2 separate regions of the Mus musculus genome follow, and region 2 is linked to region 1. The links are chromatin loops, found by intact Hi-C in ENCODE. Cell type or tissue: left cerebral cortex. All regions are shown on one strand. Links, peaks and the distances in the headings refer to the core of each region. The heading gives the core; the rest is flanking DNA. Region 1 overlaps Nphs2 (nephrosis 2, podocin). Region 2 overlaps Axdnd1 (axonemal dynein light chain domain containing 1).

What was found. A loop is a pair of places that touch in the nucleus more often than their neighbours do. Peaks named below come from ENCODE experiments on the same cell type or tissue, not always from the same donor. Only the 100,000 strongest peaks of a DNase experiment are listed, where the experiment ranks them.
Region 2: it touches region 1 in a loop (2.5-fold over the local background); 1 of 42 quality-filtered maps calls a loop at or near these places.

Annotation. Positions count from the first base shown.
Region 1 is chr1:156,320,298-156,324,687 of GRCm38, reverse strand. It overlaps Nphs2 (nephrosis 2, podocin), which reads right to left. Exons shown (of 8, transcript NM_130456.4): 5 at 3,601-3,804; 6 at 896-951. Among named protein-coding and RNA genes, the nearest start is that of Nphs2, 12 kb to the right of the region's middle. In left cerebral cortex, for the core only: no CTCF peak of the experiment used is centred there; no DNase peak of the experiment used is centred there.
Region 2 is chr1:156,401,929-156,406,318 of GRCm38, reverse strand. It overlaps Axdnd1 (axonemal dynein light chain domain containing 1), which reads left to right. Exons shown (of 26, transcript NM_001346967.1): 5 at 3,374-3,488. Among named protein-coding and RNA genes, the nearest start is that of Axdnd1, 17 kb to the left of the region's middle. In left cerebral cortex, for the core only: no CTCF peak of the experiment used is centred there; a DNase peak (open chromatin) is centred at 2,043.

The DNA of each region.
Region 1 (4,390 bases), core at 75-4,074:
CTAAGAGTTGAACTCGGGTTCCTCTGGAAGAGTAGACTTTTTTTTTTCCCCTAAACTCTTGAGCCATCTCTCCAGCCCTGAATAGCAAATTCTGAATGAATGGATAAAGCAGGTGGGGCCACTATGGAGGATTTATGTGAGGTCTTAAGTGAGAAAGATGACCACAAATCTTGAACATAAACTATGGCCTGTGTAATTAGAATAGCCCGGCCCCATGCAGCCTCCATAGTGGCCCCACCTGCACTTGTTTATAAAAGAATATTGATTTTGAGAGAAGGATTGAGCAAATGAGAACTATTCTCATGTCTGCATAAAAAACCATAGAAGTAAAATCTCATCTTAGCACTTTCCATTACAACCCTGAAGTCGTTTTTACACTGAGGAATGTAGAGACACAGTTTTGTTATGGTCATACAATGGAATAATATTTGACCATAAAATGGAATGAAATACTGGTGCGTGCCATACTACCGGTCAACCTTGACAATTTATGCTAAGTGAAAGGAAACCAGACCAAAGTCTTTATGCTATGACTCCATTTCTGTGAAATGTCCAGAATAACAGGCATATCTGCTGAAGGGAAACTCGGGGTGAGGTGAGGGGTTGGAGAGTTCTTGCTGATTTTTTTTTTGGGGGGGCGGGTGATATACATGTGAAGTTAGACACTCTGGATAAAACCACTGAGCTATAAAAAAAACCATGGTTAAAATGCTAAGTTTGACAGGAAAAAGACCCCTTACTGCATAATTAGAAACCATGGGATAGTTTGCTTAAGTGTTGTAGTGGTTGTATCTTGGCTATGAGATGACAAGTCAATTTTCTCTAATATCAATGTGGATGCAGTATTTGAAATGATTTTTAAAATATTGTTCTTACTGATTATTTTCCTACCTACATTTCAGTTCTCTCCACTTTGATGCCCCAAATACAGGTCACTGCATCTAAGGCAACCTGTGGAGAAAAGGGTGGAGATGCCAGTGAGACCTGCGTCTCCCAGGGGGCAATAAGAGCCCCATCTACCCACCCCCCCACAGTACACCCCCTACCCCTGTGCACCACGGGCCATTGTTCTGTCCTCGGGACATGTCCTTTCATAGGACACTGCTTTTCAATGTCACAGTGCCTGGCCAGAGACGCTGAACTTGCACAGTGCTGGTAAATCACCACTGTGGAGCTGAAGGACTCGTAGGAACCCGAGTAACGGCTCCCAAAGATGCTTATGTCCCTAGGACCCGTGGCTGCTTCTGGGAGAACTTTTAGGATGTGATTTAGGATGCGATTAAAATCCAAGGGTCTTGAGGGACATAGTCACAAGACTCTGGAAGACAAGGTGATGTGATGGAGGAAGCACGGGGTTGGTGCTCTGTGAAGGCTGGGACCGGAAGGCAGAGGAGGAATGCAGGTGACACAGAGGCTCAGAAGGTTGTGGGTTCTAGCTCAGCCTCCACAAGGAATCTGCCAAGCTCATGCCTGGTCTTGAACCCAGCAAAGATGATTCTGCACTCTGATCTTCAGGACCGCAAGAGTAGAGTAAGCCCGTGCTGTTTTGAGCCACCAGGCTTGGGGGAAATTTATTACATGAGTGATAGGGAATTAGTATAGGTGGTACATTTTTTTTCAGTTTGTTTTAAAATGCACCCCTTAAATAACCTGCACCCCTAGGTTCAGATCCTGCCACATGGCTATCAATTTTAGGATACTTTTACTTCCTTAATACTGATGGTATCAGATTCCTCCTGCTTCTTAGTCTTCTGTGCCCTACATGATTGAAGTTGGAAACGGAACTAGAGGAAAAAACCTATCAGGGTTCTGGAAATGGGTGAAGGGCAGGGCAGGGCTTAGAGCCCTCCATGGTGGCCCGGACTCCTTTCAAACTAAGCTTCTAATAATTTCTGACTGGCTAAATACTAATTGCAGTGCATTGCAAGTCTTAAGAAGGACCAACCAGTTTGAGGGAGCAGGTGTGGGTAAGAAATATTGAGAGACACATCGTACATGAGGTGGCATCGTAATGAACAACTAAGATTTGTCCTGTAGGGAGAAGGAAAGAGCTCCAGGCAGAGGAAACAACTTAAGAGGAAATTGGAGGGAGAGAAAGCACTGTTGCATGCTGGGTGAGTGCTAAGCCAGTAGGAGTTTGAAGTTCAATAAAGAAAGGGTGGTAGGGTGCGAGGCTATAGCAGTTGAGCCATTTCTCGATCATTCAGCACCATGCCAAGTTCATGGAATACATAATATGGGGAGACAGATGGATAAATGCTTAAATCATAACTCATTGCAACAAAACTGAGCTTAGACATCAGTGGCCTGGCCTTTAGCCCTCAGAGGTGAGGGATGAACAAGAATGAGGCTGAAAGGGACAGTGGGGAGCATGCTAAGTGGCCCTGTGTCAGGGTGGGGCTCCTGCCTGCCACTCATCTTCATGTCTTTCTAGCTTCAATGTACTCTCCAGCTCCTCACCCATCCTCAGGACAGGGATACTAGTTATCGGTAACACTCAGACAAGCCACAAATATTGGACACTGCATTTTGTCTTCTCTGGTTAGTGACTGCTCAGGTTCTATAAAGCAGTCACTGCCGGTGCCATTGGTCCTTGTGGCTCCTCCAGTTCACATCATTCTTCCTAGCCGCCTTCCAACCCAAGTTTAGTGTCCCCATGACTTCAGTGCTGAGTTGGGTCCCTAGTGGTAACTGCCACCTGACCTGGCCAGCTGCCTGCAGCCCTGCTTTGCTCTCTTAGTATCTCTTGCCACTTCCTTGCTAATCAAGGCATCTACTCAGGCTGTAGATGAGATTGCAAAGCCTGAGGGCTCAGTAAGGCTGCTTAGAAGGGATTTCTCTCTCTCTCTCTCTCTTTGTGTGTGTGTGTGTGTGTGTGTGTGTGGTGTGTGTGTGTGTACATGCGCGTGTGTGTATGAGTGCACAGGTGCCCATGTTTGTGAATGTGAAATCCCAAGGTCTATGCTGAGTGTCTTTCTCTATTCTCCACTTTATTTCCTGAGATAGGGTCTCCCATTAAACTGGAAACCCATCAACCAACTAGGCCAGAGAGCCCCGGGGTCTTCCTGGCTCTGCCTTCCCATGCTAGGTTGCATTGCAGGATCCAGACTCAGGACCTCACACTTCCACAACGAGCACTTTACTCACTGGGCCATTTCTCCAGGGGAAGTTTTTACTTTTATTCCCTCCTTTAATTCTAAATCAATTAAGTATGGACAGTTGGGCAGCTAATGATGAAAGGGTAGGCGATGTCTGGCCTCTGAAAGTCTTACTTGAGTTCCCCACTCTTTACCTTTGGGCTATGATTATCTCTCCAGCTAGAGTCAGCATCTGGGAACCATCCTTGTGCATTGCCATGAGTCCTGCCCTTTCCACTCACGACTGCTTCCAACACTCCTACTAAGCTGGTATTTCACAGTGTGCTGAAGGTCACTGCGGAGTGACCTTAGGGAAGGGGTGGAAGCAATATCTGCATCCCCAGGCCAATGATGTCACTGACTGACTGATTCCCCAAGGAATGGCATCTCAAATGGCTGAATGCCTGCCTTGCACATAGCAAGTTTAACAAATGACCATTCCTCATTAAACTCATCTCAGTACCTTTACATCTTGGGCAATGCTCTTCCTTTCCAGGAGAATTTCAGTGAGGGATCGATGTGCCAAGAGGCGCTTCATGGTGGTTTGCACCAGGAACTGGATGGCTTTGGACACATGGGCTAGACTGCTTAGAAGAAGAGAGGCATTTTCCATGCGGTAGTAGCAGACAGCGTCTATCTCCATTATAAACATATCTTTGGTTACCACCTAAGTGAAAAAAAAAAAATTGAATTCAGTCTGGATTCCTATGTGCAAGAGGGGAACTAAATGCACTTAAGGTGTATTTTATAGGAGTAAGATTATAGCATAGAGCCGGGCGTAGTGGCTCACGCCTTTAATCCCAGCACTAGGGAGGCAGAGGCAGGCAGATTTCTGAGTTCAAGGCCAGCCTGGTCTACAAAGTGAGTTCCAGGACAGCCAGGGCTATACAGAGAAACTCTGTCTCGAAAAACAAAAACAAAACAAAAAACAACAACAACAACAACAAAAAAGATTATAGCATAAAAAACAAAGGAGTAATGGAAGATTGATTCTGTATTCAAAGTAGACATTTTTTTAATGCATGGAGATTTTATCAAGCACAGTAATGAGTTAGGCATGATGGTGCTTGCCTCTGTGAGAGGAGAAAGAGGGAGGAAAAGTGAGCATACTTTAAGGGAATCCATTTATATTTACCAGAAGAAAGAATAGGAAAGACCTTTAAACAAGGTGATAAAGAAATATGGATGTTGCTCAACATCACTAGTCATTAGGAATATGCCAATCATTTTACACCTGTTAGGAAGGTTGCCAT
Region 2 (4,390 bases), core at 271-4,270, 81 kb before region 1:
AATTATTCAAAGGAAAACAAGATAACTAGACGTGGATGGAAAGGGAAAGGACACCTGGCCAGCAGAGCCCACCAGTGTCCTCTGTAGCATCAGCAGTGCAGAGGAGAGAGACAGTGGACCATGAGCATAAGTCAGGCTAAAGTCTACTTTAAAGTTAGACGGAGGGATGGAGACATGAAAACATTAGAAGTATATAGGACATACCCTAGAGACCTGAGAGCCCACATCAAAAGTAATGACAAATCTGACTAGAGATTTGCACGAAATGATAAGACTGGCCACTGTCCTGACCTGGAGGCAGCTATAGAATTAATTGGCATTAGCAGTAGATTGGGTATGGAGGGCAAAGGATAGGGAGGGATTGGGTCTCAATGCTGAGATTTTGAGGGCAGTCTAGCAAATAGAGGAGGGTGAAACAGACTGCAGATCTGATGGCTTGGCCAAGAAAGAAAGTGTAGCCCAGTGTCCAGATGCTGCCACTGATATGCAAACCCTGTGAAAGTCATTCAACCCCAACAGGGGTGGAGACCCACAGGTTGAGAACCACGGATGTAGAGGACACAGCTTTGTGGAGCATCTCTAGAGGGGTAGACAGATGATTCAGGAGTGTCATAAACACGGGGAGAATCCAGGAGACTGGTTTCAGACAGAAGAGTGGTCAAATCAGGAAAGTATTCTAGGTAGTGGCAGAAAATGGATGAGATTGCCTTTGTAAAAAGAAGTCTTCACTAGGTCTCTGAGGCATGGTTTCAGAAGGGAAATGATATGCCTTCTGGGAGGTAACATTGGGAAGGTTGATATTTAACAGAAAGACATAGATGATAGATTCTAGCTGGCTACTGAAAGACCCACAACGTGAGGACTTCCCCACGTTCTGACTCAGGAGAGGCAACACCCCAAATCACACAAGAAATGGTCTTGCTGCAAACTGCAAGAGGACTTTTATTCAAGAGCGCTCTCAGGCCCACGGTCATACACCTCGCAGGGGTAGAGGACTGTGGCACCCTGAGTAGCTGGATAAGGGGGTATTTAAAGGAAGAAACCACAACTCAAGGAAGTGGGGAGGGCTTTGTTGGAAAATACCAAAGATACCAGTTAAGAGTCCCAAGGAAGTGCAAAGTCACAAGAGTCACAAGGAATACCTGGTAATTGTTCCGGTTATCTCTCAAGACAGTTTTTAAGAGCCCCTAACAATAGCACATTTGCATAGCGGGTTTCGGCAATGGTCAGGGTGACTTTCTTTGAATGAACACTCTTTGAACCCAGGAAGCTGGTGGGTAGAGGAAAGTTGCTATCTGTTTTATGATTAGCATACCTTGGAGCATTAAGTCACAGAGGTCACATTCCCAAGCCTGGGCCTAAAGACCTAGAATTTTGTTTTTACGTTATACTTTCACTACATCAGAACGCTATAACAGCAGTGCATGGTGAAGGGAAGATTGTCAGAAGGGAACAGTCATGTTATGAATGTTCTGGCTAGTCTCTGTCAGCTAGGCCCAGACTAGAGCTGCCTTGGAAGGTGGACCCCAAGCTGAGGAATCACCTCCATCAGACTGGCCTGTGGGCCTGTCTCTGGGCATTTTCTTTTCTTTTTAAAAAAAGATTTATTTATTATATGTAAGTACACTGTAGCTGTCTTCAGACACCCCAGAAGCGGGCATCAGATCTTATTATGGATGGTTGTGAGCCACCATGTGGTTGCTGGGATTTGAACTCAGGACCTTCAGAAAAGCAGTCAATGCTCTTAACCGTTGAGCCATCTCTCCAGCCCCTGTGGGCATTTTCTTGGTTAGCAGTCCTCGCTCTGGAAGCAGTGCTATGTCTGTGCAGGTGTCTGTGTTGTATAAGGAAGCAGGTTGAGCAATCCATGAAGAACCAGCCAGTTAGCACAGCTCCTCTCTAGTCCCTGCCTCAGCTTCTCTCAATGATGGTCTGAAACCTGTAAGCCAAATAAGCCTTTTCCTTCCCTGGGTTGGTTTTGGTCAGTATTTTATCACAGTGGAAGAAAGAAAACCAGGACAAGGAGCGTCATAGTAGGGCAGTGGGCGTTTTCTACAGAAGCTTTCAAAGGTGGAATGAGATTCCGGGGTAGTGGACCAAGATGGACTCCAGCATAGAACTGTCAGGAATGACTGTGGGGTAAAAGCTGAGTCATTCCAGGTGGAAGAGGAGGAAAGAGTTGGTGACGTGAGTGGGAAGCTTGTGATGGTGGAGAGGACGAATGTGATGGGCTCCTGACTCATGCCCAGTCTTCCATGAGTTGGGGGGTGGGGGGTGCTGGTCAGGTGTCAGCAGGTTCACCCTCCAAACTTGGATTCTGGCCCCGGGGGTTGGTCAGAGGGGGATCCATCCAAAAAGCTGCTGCTGGATGCTAAACCCAAGGTCACCAACTAGGTACGCAGCTGCAGATTCCAAAAGCTGTGTGGGAGTCTCACCCTGTTCTTCAGTGTCCTACCCAAGCCAGGGCCTGTTCTGCCCGCCTTGCTTGCTTCCTCCCCTCTGCACGTGAAGTGATGCCATCATGATTTAAGCTGCCCCGCCCAGAGAGTTTGTACCAAGTGCTGTTCTACCTTAATTAGGCAACCTTTACTGGAAGCCTGCACATTTCCAGAGGGGTTGTAGGCATAAGCTGGCCCGCGGCCTACATGAACCGGGTATTTCTGGAAGGCAGGTTGGGGCCGAAAGAGAAACTAGATGGCAAGAAAAGAATGATGAAGCCAAGACAAGTTTTTCTCTGGTCAAGGCCCGAGAGTTTACTAAGAGACTGTTCGCCAGGCTGTTGCTTATTCAGGAATGTCTCAGGAAGACAGGTTCAGCCTCTCGGCAGGTAGCAGAATCCCAGGGCAGCTGACACTTCAAAAGAGGCCAGCCAAGTCGGAAAGCTGCACCGCAGGTGGCCCTACCTCAGTGGCGATCAGGTCTGTACCAGCCGGCTTCAGGCTGGGGGAGGCTACACAGAGGAAGCTGGGCCTGGCTGTGAGTTCGGGCAGCTGGGACCCCATACGTGTCCTTAAATGGCAGTGATGCTAAAAGTGAAGGGGCAGCCCAGTGGAATGAGACTGCTGCCATCCCAGAGTTTCCCCAGGCAGCTCAGGCATCGTTGCTACAACTGAAATCTCAAAAACTATTGGGTTGGTAAACTGCTCTCATTCTAACATAAATCTAATATAAATCATCATTCTAACATAAAGGGCTCACCTTCTGACACAGAGCGGTTGTAAGGACCAAAGGACTTGTATTCATCATAAATCATACTTCTGTTTCCCCACATCTCAAAATAATTTTAAACAATCAGATACGCAGGGGAAACGAGGCAATGAGAGCAGGTCTGCTGCCCTGACTCTTAAAACCATATTTTTTCTTAATTTTTAAGGGATATTTCTTTCCTGTATGATGTTAAATACGTGAAAGGAGAGGCCGTGGAGAAAAAACTTTGTCCCCCAAACAAGTCAACACAGTCACAAAGCAGTGCCATGGTGCCTCATAAGGTAAGTGGGGAAGAAGACTTCTCAAAGTGTTCCTCTAAACGCTAAAGCCACACCAGACTGTAACAGCAGCCCGCAGGGCTCCACTACCTTCAGATACTTCTAGCTATTCCTCTACAGTAGCTAGACTGGGCAAAGGTCAAAGGTCTTCTAAGCCATTTCCCAGACCACAATGAAGTGCTTTGATGAGTAAGGATTTCCTGATTTCACAAGTACAGACTCAGGAAAGACTAGATTCTCCCTTCTCATGGAAAATTCAGAGTTGTAGATGATGATTTGGTCTCTCCCCTCTGCTTTCTTTCTCCTCCTCCTCCCTCCCCTCCCTCCCTCCCTCTTTCCTTCCCTCCCCCTCCTCATTTTGAGTTAGGGTCTCTCTACATAGCCCCAAATATCCTGGAACTTGCTATGTAAATCAGGCTAGCCCCTAAACTCCCAGAGATCTGCCTACTTCTGCCTCCCAAGTGCTGAGAGCATTTCTCCTGTTATTCACAGTGTGGGTCAGACCAATATTTAATTACTTTATTTTACATTATTCCTTTCATCACAAGCCTTGGCAGTAACATTAAATTTCCTGGTGTGCTTTTTCTCTTCAAACTGTACATTTTGCAACTCTTTCTGCCCTACTTGCTTTTTTTTTTTTTCATCATATACCAGCATAAGAATGATTACTAATAACCATGTGACAGAGTCAACTAGGCTGTCTTGAAATCTCCTCCACCAAAGAAATTAGCCAAGAGCTATCTACAGAGGCTGTCTGGAAACCTATTGAGTAGAACACAATTCATCATCTTGTAACCCACAATTTGACTTTGAGTCCTTCTTTCTCTGCTCCCAGACACCTCTTCCTCAGAACTCCTCTCCAAGCCAAGGCTGGTCCTTGGCACTAAATAATTCAACATGACAAC